Regions from separate parts of the Homo sapiens genome. Here region 2 is linked to region 1. Evidence: read pairs that join two places in POLR2A ChIA-PET (ENCODE). Cell type or tissue: A673. All regions are shown on one strand.

Region 1 (8,000 bases):
ATAATGTGAGTAAACTGCTTATTAGCACAGTGCCCAGTATAATAAAAATAGCTCACAGTTATTGATGTCTGCTAAACGCTAGGATCTGCTCAAAGCCCTCTACATGCATTTAAGCCACTTCTCACTACAACCCTAAGAGACAAGAGTTCTTATCATTCCTGCTTTAGAGATAAGCAAACTGAGGCACAGGGCAAGTAGAAGACTAGTCTGAGGTCACACAATGGTGAAGATGCAGAACCAAGACTCAAACCAGCATTTGGGTCCCAGAGCCTGAGCACAACACCTTTCTACTCTCCATAGCGGGGAGGGCCCGAGGGGCTGGCTCCAGGGAAGTAGAAGGAACGAGGAGGCCACAAGCACTCCCTTCCTCCCTCCATCCCCAGGTAGGTCTGTGCACCTCCCTTCTCTCTCTCTCTTTTTTTTTTTTTTTTTTTTGACACAGAGTCTTCCTCTGTCGCCCAGGCTGGAGTGCAGTGGTGCGATCTTAGCTCACTGCAAGCTCTGCCTCTCGGGTTCTGGCCATTCTCCTGCCTCAGCCTCCCGAGTAGCTGGGACTACAGGTGCCCACCACCACACCCGGCTAATTTTTTTGTATTTTTAGTAGAGATGGGGTTTCACCATGTTAGCCAGGATGGTCTCAATCTCCTGACCTCGTGATCCGCCCGCCTCGGCCTCCCAAAGTGCTGGGATTACAGGCATGAGCCAGTGCGCCCGGCCACCTCCCTTCTCTTTAAGTCCAGGATGATGAGCAGGGCCCTGGGGGCAGACACCTCAGCCCTGTCCCATAGCTGGGTCACTGGGGAAGTCACTGGATCCCCAAGAGCTTCACTTGCCTCCTCTGTAAAATGGAACAACACTTAGAGCCTCTATTGGACACAGCCTCTCTTCCGGCAGCTCCATGTCTGGCTTGTCTTTATATTCCCAGAGCCCAGCCTAGCACACGGTAGGTACTTAATGTGTGCTGAATATGCAGAGCAGGAGAATGAGCAGGAGAATGAAAGAGCCCAGTGTGGAGTGGGTGCTTCTGGAAGGGTGGCCCTCCCCCAGCCAGCCCTCCCTGCCAGCCCTGCCTACCTTGTCGTTGATCAGCAGCTCCATGGGCTCATGGCCCGCCTCTAGCAGTACAATCTCGTTGGCCTGCCCGGGCACTGAGTAGGAGAAGGGGGTGCCCTGGCCGGTGCCGCTGGACCTGGACCGCAGCCACATGCAGGCGGTGAATGCGTAGAGCTCGGGCAGAGCCTTCCGCACGCGGGCGTACATGTAGTTGTTACGGATGGGGATGCTGATCTTGAAGGCATCTGGAGGACTGTAGGCTGAGGACCCTGAGGGTGGGCAAGGCAGACATGGTGGAGGTCGGTGGACACCGAAAAGGGTGGGGTGGACAGGGCACACTTCAGAAAGATGGCTAACAGCTCCCAGGCACCTGCTGCATGCCCAGTGCCTTCAGGGCTCTCTCTGCTCCACCTCTGTGTTGAGGGGTGTGATTAAAGTGCAGGGGCTCTGGACCTTAGATGTCCTGAGACCAAATCTCGTCTCCCCCACTTCCCAGCCACGTGACCGTCAACAAATTAAACTTGTTGGGAGACCCGGGGTAGACAGGCCAGAGGCAGGGCTGAGGAGGGCTGGAGGTTGCTTCTCCTGTTCCTGTGCTCCACCTAGGATGCTGGCCCTGAGCCACCAGACCTGTCCCTCCCCTGCAGCTGTGCCCCTGCGATGGCCCCTCCATTCTGAAATTTGCTCCTCACCACTGTTTTCAAGAAGTAGCTTGAGGCCTGCCTCCTCCAGGAAGCAGCTTGGATATTCTTTCTTTTCTTTTCTTTTTCTTTTTTTCTTTCTTTTTTTTTTTTTTTTTGAGACGGAGTTTCCCTCTGTTGCCCAGCTCACTGCGACCTTCACCTCCCAGGCTCAAGCAATTCTCCTGCCCCAGCCTCCCGAGTAGCTGGGATTACAGGTATGCACCACCACACCCAGCTAATTTTTGCATTTTTAGTAGAAATGGGGTTTTGCCATGATGGGCAGGCTGGCCTTGAACTCCTGACCTCAGGTGATCCGCCCACCTCAACCTCCCAAAGTGTCGGGATAACAGGCATGAGCCACCATGCCTGGGCCTGGATTTTCTTCTCCTGAACCCCTGTTCCCCATGTAAGCTGGTCCCAGCTAACTGCTCACCATTTCTCCTGTTCTCCCCAACTTGTCTGTAAGCCTCTTAAGGGTGGTCTTCACAAGAATTGAAAGCTGAAAGGTCTTTGAGAGCTCATGAGTCCTAAACCCCTATTTCTCAGATGAGGAAAACTGAGGCCTGGGGAAGGAAGTGAACTTCTGAGGTCACAGAGCAAGCCAGAGACAGATATGCAACCAGGAGCCAGGTCTCCTTATGCTTATACCTGTACCCTGCCCATTATGTTCCTTTGACCCCTTGGCAGTGCCAGGCACAAGTGTTAAACAAAATCCTGACCAAGTCATTGAAAATGCTATTTTGTGGGTGGTTAAATGTATGGTTGTGGAGTCAGACCTTGTTTGAGGTCCAGACCCGCCACTTTTGTCTGTGTGACCTTGAGCATGTCACTTGACTTCTCTGAGCTTCGGTCTTCTCATCTGTGAAAACTGTGGATTAAATCAGCTGATGTATCAAGTACTTAGCCCACTCCCAGGACACAGTAAGTGCCAGAAAATGAGATCTGTTAATAATGTTGATAATGATAACAATATCCCCCAATGATTCTCTCCACTGTGTGTTCCACAGCCTCCTCCCCACCCTCCAGTCTGTCGATGTTAGCCTCCGGGGAGCATGGATATATTTTTTGAATGGCTCTGTCATCCTGAGGACCCCTCCAATGCCCTCTGCAGGACCCAGGACCCACCGTGCTCCAGCTCAGCCACACGACCCTGCAGGACGTCCAACTCCTTTTCCACTTCCTGCCTCTGCCGGCGGCTGCTGTGGCTGAGGGCCACACGCTCCTTCTCCAGTGCCAGCACCTGGGCCAGCAGCTGCCCCTCCAGCTGGTCCATCTTGGAGTGTAGGCCGGTGGGCACAGCAGAGACTGGGGCTGGGGCAGCTGAGAGGTTCACACGGGCTGGAAGCTCCTGCTGTTCACAGGGCAGAGAAACAGAAATCAACTGAGGGGAGGAAGGACAGGCTGGGAACACTCAGATGCCTACCGCCCCTGCTCAGTGACCCCAGGGGAGCCTCAGCTTCCCCAGTATGCAAAATGGGAATGACAATGGCCAACATCAGGCAACAGATGCATCCTGGGTCCCTGGCAGGCTCTGTTCCTGGTGCTGGCACATGACGGCGAGCAGCAGGCAGAGCTGGCCCCGGCCCTCAAGGACAGCTCAGGCTGTGGTGGGGGTGTGGGGCGTGGCCATGAGTGCTGTGAAGGTCCCCCAGGTGGTTTCAGGGTGCAGCTGGGGCTGAACGCCCCACCCTAGTCCTTCATAGCAGCAAGGCTAGACACTGATAGGCTGGTAAAGGGGCGGACCATCTTAGTCTTCATTCCCTCACTCAGCAAGCTTCTCTAGAACGGTCCTTGGCAAAAGGCTCTGTATGGCCACTGGGCCCACTCAGGGCGTGAAACAGGGACTTCTGGAGCAGGGCCCCGGTGGCTTGACCATACCAGGGTGACAGGTGGTTGAAATCACATACTTTGGAGTCAGACAGCCCAGGGTTCAAAACCAGCTCGGTAACCAATCTGCTATGTGACTCTGAGAAAATATCCTGACTTCTCTGAACTTGTTTACTCAAAAGAGAGCTGCACCTATTTGGAGAGTTGTGGGGAGGACTAAGGATTAAATATCAATAAACAGAGCCTGCTTATTGCAATTGCTGTCTAGGGCAGGGTGTTCCAGGGTAGGCTCTGACATCCCCCATCCAGCCCGGGATGAGGTCTAAGTGTTCAGAGTTCCCCATGACATGCCTGTCTTATCTTAAGACCCCAAGGGCAGCAGAACTGGGGCAGGAGCTGGGAGGGTTTCCTTCCCCTTCTCCTGCTGGAAGAAGGCCCCTCTGGGGTGGAGGAACGCAGGTGAGGCCGCAGGTCCAGACTCTTCAAGGGGACAGTCTGTGGCAGACATGTCACAGAAATGTCAGTAGGAGATTAATAATTCAATGAGCTGCTAGGAGCTAAATTAAACCTTCACCATCCTCCACCATCCTCCTGGATTCCCCCTCCTCCATGGTCCCCGCTACCAGGCCTGATGCTTGCGAACTCCCCAGGGGCCTGGGAAGTTTTTGCTCAGTCAGTTCCTTGCTCCCAGGCTTAGGCCCCAGACACGAACTCATTGCATTCTGTGATTCAGTCACTGAGCAAACATTCAGAGGGCACCCCCATTGTGCTGGGCACTGCCCCAGATGCTGAAGTTGTGGCTGGAGGCAAAACAGAAAACCAAGAACCCCACCTTTCCTCAGTTTCCTAAGCTGCGAGGGGATGGCCTTGCAGCCTGGGACAAGTATAGAATCCCCTGTCCAGCCTCACTGGCCCAGCCAATGGCCTTGTCAGTCATTTGCTGGGTGACACTGGACACTGCTGGTGGCTGCTGTGACTGAGGGCCGCGTGTTCCTTCTGAGCTGTGCACTCCTCCTTAACTTCTCTGAGCCTGTTTTCTAGCCATGGGACAAGGGGAGAAGTGCGTCCCCTGCATCAGAGTGCTGGGGGCAAAGGACCACTGCCATGCTCAGTGCCCGAGACTTGGGAGCTGCCAGTGTGGACAGCAATGTGACCTCATTTTGAGGAGTTGCAGGAACCGGCCCTCGGCTCTGCCACTGCCCCGTGAGAGTAGGGACAGGTGGGCTGACACTCCGAGATCATTTTTCCCCTTCTATAAGATGGAGACACGGAATGCTCAGCCTCCAGGGCTGGCCAGCATTAAATGATGGCGTGTAAGGGAAGTGCCCAGAGCCTGGCCCACAGTGGGTGCCGGGGGCATGGTTTTGGGTGCATGGGGTAGGTGGGAAGACTGAATGGGACGCTCTTGCTGCCGGCTGAGCCTTAGCAGACACCTTGCAAACATTCCCTCTCTGAATCCACTTAACATGCCAGTGTCCCCATTTCAGGGGCAGGAAAACTAGGGTGAGTTAACTAAGATCACACCAGGAGCAGGAGCAGAGCTGGGATCTGAGCCTAGCAGTCTGGCTCGCCCGCCCCCTCTGCATCACTCGCCACGCAGCCTCTCTTGGCATCTGCCAAGCGGCCTCTCCAGAAGCCCTATTCCCTCTCTGTCCCACCTGTCCCTTGGCTCCCATGGGAAAGGTGAGGTTGCTTCACAGGGCAGGGGGTCTGGTGCCACTCACACTCAGCAACCCCCCTCTTCTGCTGGCAGTGGGAGGGGCTGAGGATCAACCTCTCCATTCCAGGCTGTAAGATGGGGCAACAGACACAAGTCACTGTGGTCGTCCAGGCTGGCTCTGGAAAGGGACCCATGAAAGCAGCGGGAGAGGGGGGACTCTGGCCACCATTATCCACCCCCCCCACCTCTTGTGTAAGAGGTCACGGCCTCCCAGCCACGCAGATGCCTACTTGGCCCACGAGGATGGGGTGGAGGCCAGGTGAAGGTGGGCATGGGATGGGCGAGGAGCCTTACAGTGCACTCCCCGCTTACATTCATCTTTGCTTTCCCGAGGGCTCCTTCTGTCAAGGTGCCTATAAACCCTGACTCTGGTGCAGACTAACCACAAAGCCTTGGTTTCCCCTCCTCTAAAACGGGAACAGGCTGGGCATGGTGGCTCATGTGTGTAATCCCAGCACTTTGGGAGGCCAAGACAGGCGCTTGAGCCCTGGAGTTCGAGACCAGCCTGGGCAACATGGCGAAACCCCATCTCTACAAGAAATACAAAGATTAGCCAGGCATGGTGGTGCATGCCTGTGGCCCCAGCCACTTGGGTGGCTGAGGCAGGAGGATTGCTTAAGCCCAGGAGGTTGAGGCTGCGGTGAGTCATGATCATACCACTGCACTCCAGCCTGAGCAACAGAGCGAGACAAAAAAAAGTGTGTGTGGGGTGAAACAGACTTCCTCTTGTTCATTCCCAGGACAGATGGAAGGATGGGAGGACAAGTGACAGGCCCTCATGGACTATAAAAGCATAATGCCAACTGTGGGGCTTGACTACATTAGCTGATGGGGCGCTCATTACCTCCAGAGCCTTCAGGTGACACTGGATGGCCCACAGGGTGACAGGGTCAGCCACCCACTGCATTCGAGATGGCTGGACTTCCAGGAAGCCTTGGACTGAGGCAATCAGCTCAAGGGGCGCATTTCATCTCAGGGCTGGAAGGGCGGGCTGGGGCAGGGTGTCCCTGGTCCCAGGTACTGTTCTGTCCTCAGTTCTCCACCCGCTCTGTGCCAAGCTTGAGGCCAGAGGGGCATGCGGGAGTGAGGCTGTGCACCGGGCCCATCATAGGCACTTGGCATGTGTTTACTCATGAATCCTCGCAGCTGCTCGCTGAGGCTGGCACTCTTCGTATCCCCATTTCACAGATGGGAAACCAAGGCAGGAGTCGTTTTGAATTGTCTATAGCAATGGGGCTGGGCCAAACCGATACCCCTGGAGCCAGCATCTCCTCTCTCCAGCAAAGGGAGAGAGGGAGGAAGACTTGCCAGGAAGAACAGAGGGAGGAAGATCTGCCAGCAAGAACAGGGAGTCGAGGCTATTTAAACAGACGCTGTTTGGAGGAGAAAACGTGCGGGCTGAGGGGGTGTGCGCTCAAGCTGTTCTTTTGTCAGAGCCACTGGCTCTGCAGCGGCCAGGAAGGCCATGGAGGAGGTGGGCTCGCCGGATCGTGTGTGAGTCCCTCCCCGTCCCAGTGTCTGAATCAGAAGAACACGACTCCCGCACCCCCACTTCCCATCTGCTGTGGGCGCAGGCTGTGCCGCGTGGGCTCCCGGCCCGATGCCAACTGGGCCCCTCACCTAAGATGATGGAGGGAATGATGACGCCAGCACCCCCACTCAGCTCCTGCTGGGGCAGAAAGGTGGAGGCTGGGAACCCATGGCCTGTCCCGCTGGGAGTCCGGGGTGGGGTTTGGCGTAAGTGTGCTGGGCCTAGAGCCAGAGCCCCTTGTTCTAGGCCTGGCTCAGCCATAATGTGCTGGGCTCATTAGCACTCAATCAGAATGCTAACGGCAGCAGCTGTCTCCATCGAGCACTCGCTGCATGCCAGGCCCCGCACTAGGGAAGATCTGTGCAAACAGTTCTAGGCTGCTCTCAACAGCCTGGGGAAGTAGGGAGGCCCACTCAGAGATGAGGGAACTGAGGCTCAGTGCCTGTCTAAGGTCACATACCTGTGACGCTGCAGAGCCAGCACTCCAGCCTGGCCTTCCTGATCCTGAAATCTGTGCTCATTCCTCAGGCTCACACTGATGGTCTGGGTCTGTTGGTTGATCTGCCAAGTGGGCACAGTGCTGGTTGCCCTGCCTAACTCGAAGGCAAGCAGGAGAGGTACTAATGGCCACGGGAAGTCTAGAAGATCCAGAAGGTTGTGTGAGACTATGGCGCAGGGCAGCTTCACAAAGGGAGACTGATAGGAGGGTCCTGCCAGCGTGGGGTGGCTGAGGCTGGGAGGATGCAGGGAAACCCCATCACCTTAGCCCCACCCGGGGTCTATTCCCTTGCTGCAGGGAGCAGAAGGCAGGTGCAGGACTCCAGGGCCAGAGTCCCATCCTCTGCACAGCCCACAGACTGTGCTCATTCCTCAGGCCTACACTGCTGGTCTGGGTCTGTTGAGGGTCAGGGTCCCACCCTCTGCACCACTGCCCCTGCCCAGGATCACCCAGGTAGTGGTACTCCCAGCTGGCAGTGAGGCAGAGGCTGTTCTGGGACGGCCAGACCACCAGGTTTTGCAACGGTGGGAGTTTGGGGTCAGAAAGCTTTCTCAGAGAAACCCCATCCTGCCACCCCACCTCCCTCACCAGGGGCAGACTGCAGGGGCACCAGGACCAGGTGGAAAGTGAGCAGCCTTCAGGGGGAGCAGTGTGGACCACGGCCCCTCACCTCCCCCATCCAACCAT
Region 2 (8,000 bases), 1.9 Mb after region 1:
TTTAAATCCACTGTTAAACAGCAGTGTACAGGGCTTGCTTATCTCTACATCCTTACCAGTACTTGGTATCTTTTGTTTTTTGATGATAGCCATTCCAACACACATGAGATGATAGCTCATTGTGGTTTTGATTTGCATTTTCTTGATGGTTAGTGATACTGAACACTTTTTAATTTACCTGTTAGCTATTGGTAAGTCTTCTTTTCAGGAATGCCTGCTCAGGTCCTTTGCCTGTTTTTAAATCAGGTTATTTGTTTAATTACTACTGAGTTGTTTGAGTTCCTTATATATTATGGTTATTAATCCTTTATCAGATGTATGGTTTGCAAATATTTTCTCCCATTCCATAGGTTGTCTCTTCACCCCGTTCATCTTTTTTTGTTGTTTTGGTCGTTTTTTGTTTTGTTTTTGAGACAGTGTCTCACTCTGTCACCCAGGCTGGAATACAATAGCTTGATCTTGGCTCACTGCAACCTCTGCCTCCTGGGCTCAGTTGATCCTCCCACCTCAGCCTACCGAATAGCTGGGATTACAGTCATGCACTACCATGCCTGGCTAATTTTTGTATTTTTGTTTTATTTATTTATTTATTTATTTATTTGAGACGAAGTCTCACTCTGTTGCCCAGGCAGGAGTGCAGTGGTACGATCTTGGCTCACTGCCACCTCTGCCTCCCAGGTTCAAGTGATTCTTCTGCCTCAGGCTCCCAAGGAGCTGGGATTGCAGGTGCCCACCACCATGCCTGGCTAGTTTTTGTATTTTTAGTAGAGACGAGGTTTCACCATGTTGGCCAGGCTGGTCTTGAACTCCTGACCTCAAGTGATCTGCCCGCCTTGGTCTCCCAAAGTGCTGGGATTACAGGCATGAGCCACCGTGCCTGGCCCCATTCACCTATTTTTTTTTCTTGAGCTTTGGGATCATATATTAAAAAAAAAAAAAATCATTGCCCAGACCAATGTCAAGAAGCTTTTCCCCTATGTTTTCTTCTAGTTTCACATCTTATGTTAAAGTCCTTAATCCATTTTCAGTTGATTTTTATATAAGATGTGAGACAAGGCTCCAATTTAATTCTTCTGCAGGTGAATATTTTGTTTTCCCAACCTGCGTATTGAAGAGTCTGTCCTTTCCCCATTGTGGGTTCTTGGCCCATTCGCAGATTAGTCGAGTGTAAGAGACCTAAAAAAAGAAGCCCCCAGGCAGCTTGAGACATGAAAGCAGAAAAGAGCAGGTGAGGAAGTGACATCTCTGGCTCAGGCCACCAAAAGGAAGAGGAGGTCACCCAGCTCTTCACGCCACAAGCTCACCACTTCTCAGGGGTATCTCATGGCTCCAGTGCTAAAAGAAGAGACAATTTTTATCACCTAATATATATCAAGAACTATGTTAAGTGCTGAGATATGAGAAGGAAGAATCACTGGCAGGCAATCAGGGGAGACAAACACATAAACAGAGCATTGTAACCCAAGCCCAAGCTTCCAGGTGCATGGTTGGAGCAACCACCCAGAGTGCTAAGAAGGGCCCTGATGGGGAGAAGGGGAGGGTAGGATTACAGAGAATCAGCCTCTGTAGAGCTCACCCCCCAAGTCAAGCTAGGATCAGTGGCTCGGATACCAGTAACAATGATTTACCTTTAAATGTGTGTCTGCTGGGTGTCACTTTGCAGACCTGTCATAGTGCCTAAGGGCACAGACTTTGGGACTGGATAACTTGGGTTCAAATCCTAGCTCTGTGACCAGCTGTGTGAACTCCTGCAAATTACTCATATGCTATCTGAGCCTCAGTTTCTTCCTCTGAGAAATGGGGATAATGATACCTAAGGGTGTTGCAAGGATTAAATGAGTTATCATATGTAAAGTGCTTAGAATGATGACTGGCATGTATTAAGACCTTTTTGATTATTATTATTATTTTTTTGGAGATGGAGTCTCGCTCTGTCACCCAGGCTGGAGTGCAGGGGTGCAACCTCGGCTCCCGCAACCTCTGCCTTCCGGGTTCAAGTGATTCTCCTGCCTCAGCTTCCTGAGTAGCTGGGATTACAGGTGCCTGCCACCACACCCGGCTACTTTTTGTATTTTTAGTAGAGATGGGGTTTCATCATGTTGGCCAGCCTGGTCTCGAACTCCTGAACTCAGATGATTCACCTGCCTCGGCCTCCCAAAGTACTGGGATTACAGGCATGAGGCACCGTGCCCGGCTGCTTTTTTCTTTCTTTCTTTCTTTCTTTCTTTCTTTTTTTTTTGCTGGGAACCCTTTCTCCATAAATCCCTTGCACAGGGATCTCTGACTCAGGTTCTGCTTCTATATGGCTGACGACAACACGTCATCTGCTTTCTTTCTTTATAAAATCATGGGATGTAAAGGGTCCCTCCATGCAGGAGTCTGGCTTCCTCCTGGGTAGGAGTCTACTCCATTTTTGAAGCTTTCCAAGCAGCATCCCCCTTCTCCACGTGACTGTGGACAACTATGTTACCATGTGCGCAGGAGGGCTCCAGAGAGCAGGTGAGTACGGATGCTGCGATCCCAGCATCCCAAGTAGCTCTGTCCATGTCATGGCTGCAGGGCGACATCAACGGGAAAACCACAGGCTCAGCAGGCCAAAGTCTGAATCCCACCTGTATTTGTTTTCCAGGGCTGCAGTAACAAAGTATCACAAACTGAGTTACTTAAAATGACAGAAATGTGTTGCCTCAGAGTTCTGGAGGCTGGAAGTCCAAAATGAAGGTGTTGGCAGTGTCATGCTCCCCCCAAAACCTGTAGGGAAGGAAGATCCTTCCTTCAATCTCCAGCTTCTCGTGTTTGCCAGTGATCCTGGCTTCCCTAGCAAGTAGGAATTGCATCGCTGCTATCTCTGCCTCCACTGTCGCATAGCTATCTGCCCCTGTGTGTCTCCTCTCTTCTCTTCTTCCTTCCTCCTCCTTCTCCTTCTAGACAGGGTCTCACTCTGTCACCCAGGCTGGAGTGCAGTGTCGCGATCAAGGCTCACTGCAGCCTCCACTTCCCAGGCTTAAGTGATCCTCTCACCTCAGCCTCTCAAGTAGCTGGGACTACAGAAGTGTGCCACCACACTCAACTTATTTTAAAATTTTTTGTAGAGGCAGGATCTCACTATGTTGCCCAGGCTGGTTCGAGCTCCTGGGCTCAAACAATCCTCCCACCTTGGCCTCCAGAAGTGCTGGGAGTACAGATGTGAGCCACTGCCTGGCCTCACACTTCTTTTTTTTTTTTTTTTTTTTTTTGAGATGGAGTTTTTCTCTTGTTGCCCAGGCTGGAGTGCAATGGTGAGATCTCGGCTCACTGCAACCTCCGCCTCCCGGTTCAAGCAATTCTTCTGCCTCAGCCTCCCAAGTAGCTGGGATTACAGTTATGCACCACCATACCCAGCTAATTTTTCCTTTTTTTTTTTTTTAGTAGAGATGGGGTTTCACCACGTTGGTCAGGCTGGTCTCAAACTCCTGACCTCAGGTGATCCACCTGCCTCAGCCTTCCAAAGTGCTGGGATTACAGGCACACGCCACCGTGCCCAGCCGGCCTCCCACTTCTTATAAGGACATAAATCATCTTTGATTAAAGGCTCCACTCACTCCAGTATGATCTCATCTTAACTAACTGCATCTGCAATGACCCCGTTTCCAAATAAGGTTATAGTCTAAGACTTCAGCATATCTTTTTTTAGGGGACAGAATTCAACCCATATCAGCATCTCTGCCATTAGTTAGCAGTGGGATGCCTCAAGTCATGCAACCTCTGCTTCAGGTTTTTCAGCTGTAGGAATGAGAATACCAGCGTGATACGGCTAGGAAGTGGAACACGTGGGATCATGAACTTTCCACTGCGGTACTTGGCCCATGGAGCTAGATATGCACATCAACAGTGACGCTCTCCTCAGCAGCATTCTCCTGGGTGCCCAAAGGCTATTAATACAGCCCCCTCATCCTTCCCCCACCCCACCAAGCTGCCCCCACACTGACTGCCCTGTAGGAGAGCTTAGCTCTTCCCTAGAGATCTAGTTTTTATTAATAAAAGACAACCGGAGCCTTTCAGAAGGTTAGGCTTAAGGGTCCATTATTTAAGTGCCATTGCCTGTGATGAGTCTTTGAGTAATAGGAGTGCTAAGTGCATACTGGGCAGGACGACCCGGGTGAGTCGAACATGCAGAAAAGATTCAACACACAGCCCTTTCTGACCTCACAGTGACTTTGCACTAAGTGCAAATCAATCTTCCCGAGGCAATTTCCTGTTGCCAGGACAGAGCTGTCTCCCCTCTTCTCGCCCTCCTGCTGCTGTGCTCCTGCTTCATGCTGGCTCCGACAAAGGGGTGAGTGTTCAACATTTCTCTTAATTGATGCTGTGACAGGTCTTTTGCTGACATATCCTGGCATCTGTCTGCCTTATTCACTGCAGCACAGCATCAATCTGAAACTGTCAGCTGTTTCCAGAATAATAGGATCTCTTCCAGATCTAAGCCTCAAAGCTTGCATTGATTTTATTCATTCTAGGATGTCAGTAGGTTATTTCAATTATTATTATTTTTTTATTTTTGAGACAGAGTCTTGCTCTGTCACCCAGGTTGGAGTGCAGTGACATGATCTTGGCTCACTGCATCCTCCGCCTCCTGAGTTCAAGCAATTCTCCTGCCTCAGCCTCCCACATAGCTGGGATTACAAGCATGCACCACCATGCCCGGCTAACTTTTGTACTTTTAGTAGAGACAGGGTTTTGCCATGTTGGTCAGGCTGGTCTCGAACTCTTAACCTCAAGTGATCTGCCTGCCTCGGCCTCCCAAAATGCTGGCGTTACAGGCATGACCCACCATGCCCAGCCTACAGTAGGTCATTTCAATTGGCTGTCCTCACCCACTCTCACCCCAAGCTCTCCCAAACTAAGGCAATGAAAATTATTTGAACTTGGAAATCGTCCCCTCACCTTGCTGATGCTTCTCTTCAGTATTCAGTGCTTCTCAAATTTCAAAGTGCAAACAAGGCCGGGAGCAGTGGCTCACACCTGTAATCCCAGCATTTTGCGAGGCCAAGGCAGGTGGATCACCTGAGGTCAGGAGTTGAAGACCATCCTGACCAACATAGAGAAACCCTGTCTCTACTAAAAATACAAAATTAGCCGGGCGTGGTGGCGCACGCCTGGAATCCCAGCTACTCGGGAGGCTGAGGCAGGAGAATTGCTTGAACCCAGGAGGAGGAGTTTGTGGTAAGCCAAGATCGTGCCATTGCACTCCAGCCTGGGCAACAAAAGCGAAAAACTCCGTCTCAAAAAAAAAAAAAAAAACTAAATAAATAAAGTGCAAGCAAATCACTTGGGACCTTGTTAAATGCAAATTAAAATTCTTTTTTTTTTTCTTTTTTGAGACTGGGTCTCTCTATTGCCCAGGCTGGAGTGCAGTGGCACAATCATAGCTCATTGCAGCCTCCACCTCTTGTGGCTCAGTTGATCGTCCCACCTCAGCCTCCTGAGTAGCTGGGACTATAGGCATGCACCACCATGCCCAGCTAATTTTTGCATTTTTTTGTAGAGATGAGGTTTCACTACATTGCCCAAGCTGGTCTCGAACTCTTCCTGCCTCGGTCTCCCAAAGTGCTGGGATGACAGAAGTGAGCCACCGCGCCTGGCCAGATTTTGCCTTCCTAACAAGCCCTCGTGTGCTGCTGAAGCTGGGGATCCACAGGTCTCACCTTGCATGGCCACACCTACCTGTTTCCTCTCCTCAAAGTTGACAGATGTGCCAGGGATGTGACAGGTAATGTGACCAAGGTTTGCCTTGGTGCTAGAGGAGCCGGAGGGGGCGACCACCTAACTGCCCAGGGGAGGTAAAGGAGACCTCCCTGAAAGGTAAGCCACTGGGAACAGGGCCAGGACAATCTGTGCTTCTAGAAAAATCACTCTGGGGTTGGGCACGGTGGCTTATGCCTGTAATCCCTGCACTTAGGGAGGCCAATGAGGGTGGATCACCTGAGGTCAGGAGTTCGAGACCAGCCTGGCCAACATGGTGGAACCCTGTCTCTACTAAAAATACAAAAATTAGTTGGTCATGGTGGCATGACCCCGTAATCCCAGCTACTTGGGAGGCTGAGGCAGGAAAATTGATTGAACCTGGCGGGTGGAGGTTGCGGTCAGCCAAGATCATGCCACTGCACTCCAACCTGGGCAACAAGAGCGAAACTCTGTCTCAAAAAAAAAAAAAAAAAAAAAAGATCCCTCTGGGAATGGCCTGCTGTGTGGAGAAGTGTGGAGAAGGAAAGGAGGACCTGGACTGCAGGTGGAGGAGGACCAAGGAGGCTCTTGTAATATCAAGATCAAGCGTGATAAGGTCTGAAGTGGGACAGTGGGACAGAGGCGGTGGGGCTGGAGAAGAGGGTAGGGCCAGGGAGGCTTCGTGTGGGAGGTGGAACAGAGGGGTAGTCGGTTGTGGGAGGTGTTGGAGGAGGCAAACCTCACCCCTAGACCTCTAGGTCTGAAAGGTGTGAATGAGAAATAGCCTTCCAAGAGCGATACCAGGGGGCGGTGTTCCAAGGGAAGAATGAGGACCAGGAGAGAGCATTCAGGGAGTAGAATGAGGAATGAGGTTTGCCATTGAAAGGGATTCCAATGAGAAGGGTTCAGAAGAGGCTCCGGGCGAGAGGGAGGTGGAAAACGATGCAATGGGCAGCATTCGGAGCGGGGGCCCTGGCGTGCAGGAGCACCTGGGGCTCCTGGCAACATGACGTTGATATGACGGTAACCATTTTTTTTTTTTTTTGGTATGCAATGGTAGGAATCTTTTTTATGTATACTTACTTCACGAATTGCCCCGAAAGCTCTTAGGTGAGGGCCACAGGTAGGCCTTCCTCTTTTAGGAAACCTAATATTGTATAAATCAGTGTAGCCTGGCCGGCGGTTCATCCCATGGCAGCAGCTAGCAACAGACAGGCGGTGTCCAGGACACTCACCATATGTTAAAAAGCAACAGCCTGGGTAATCATAGGCACAGAGTAAAGATTTTTTTAAAATTTAAAATCAATAAGAATTTTATAATTAAAAAAAAAAAAAGTGGCCGGGCACCAGTGGCTCATGCCTGTAATCCCAGCGCTTTGGGCTGCCGAGACGGGTGGATCACCTGAGGTCAGGAGTTCGAGACCAGCCTGGTCACCATGGTGAAACCCCATTTCTACTGAAAATACAAAAATTAGCTGGGTTTGGTGGCGGGTGCCTGTAACCTCCACTCACTGCAACCTCCGCCTCCTGGGCTCAAGCAATCCTCCTACCTCAGCCTCCCGAGTAGCTGGAATTACAGGTGCGCACCACCACACTCAGCTAATTTTTCTATTTTTAGTAGAGACAGGTTTTGCCAAGTTGCCCAGGCTGGTCTCAAACTCCTGACCTCATGTGATCTACCTGCCTCGACCTCCCATAATCTCTCATTAACCTTTAAGCCTTTCTTCTATAAGCATTTAAGGCCATACCTTTCCCTTTAAGTATGACCTTAAGGCATCTCACAAGTTTTGATATGAGGCATGTTCATTATCACTTAATTCTAAATAATTTAAATATCCATCATGATTTCTCCTTCCACCCATGAGTTATTGAGAGAAGTGTTTCTAAAGTCTCAAGCATGTTTTTTTTTTTTGTTTTTTTTTTTTGAGACGGAGTCTTGCACTGTCACCCAGGCTGGAAATGCAGTGGCACGATCTCGGCTCACTGTAACCTCTGCCTCCGGGGTTCAAGCGATTCTCCTGCTTCAGCCTCCCAAGTAGCTGGGATTACAGGCGCCTGCCACCACGCCCAGCTAATTTTTTGTATTTTTAGTAGAGATGGGGTTTCACCATGTTGGTAAGGCTGGTCTTGAACTCCTGACCTCAGGTGATCCACCCGCCTCAGCCTCCCAAAGTGCTGGGATTACAGGTGTCAGCGATGGCACCCGGCCCAAACTGAGATTTTTTATATGCTGGATTTGGTTGAAGACTTCACTTCAACCCTCATGTTTTTGCCCTAATGTTTGCATCTTTTGGTCC

What was found. Peaks named below come from ENCODE experiments on the same cell type or tissue, not always from the same donor. Only the 100,000 strongest peaks of a DNase experiment are listed, where the experiment ranks them.
Region 2: POLR2A ChIA-PET joins it to region 1 with 14 read pairs; 2 of 35 experiments call an interaction of 5 or more read pairs at or near these places.

Annotation. Positions count from the first base shown.
Region 1 is chr22:38,825,426-38,833,425 of GRCh38, forward strand. NPTXR (neuronal pentraxin receptor) reads right to left here. Exons shown (of 5, transcript NM_014293.4): 2 at 2,862-3,087; 3 at 1,075-1,322. Among named protein-coding and RNA genes, the nearest start is that of NPTXR, 15 kb to the right of the region's middle. In A673, no CTCF peak of the experiment used is centred here; no DNase peak of the experiment used is centred here; H3K27ac peaks cover 892 bases.
Region 2 is chr22:40,717,215-40,725,214 of GRCh38, forward strand. No RefSeq gene overlaps it. Among named protein-coding and RNA genes, the nearest start is that of MCHR1, 42 kb to the left of the region's middle. RefSeq lists an enhancer at 4,660-5,273. In A673, no CTCF peak of the experiment used is centred here; a DNase peak (open chromatin) is centred at 4,267; H3K27ac peaks cover 684 bases.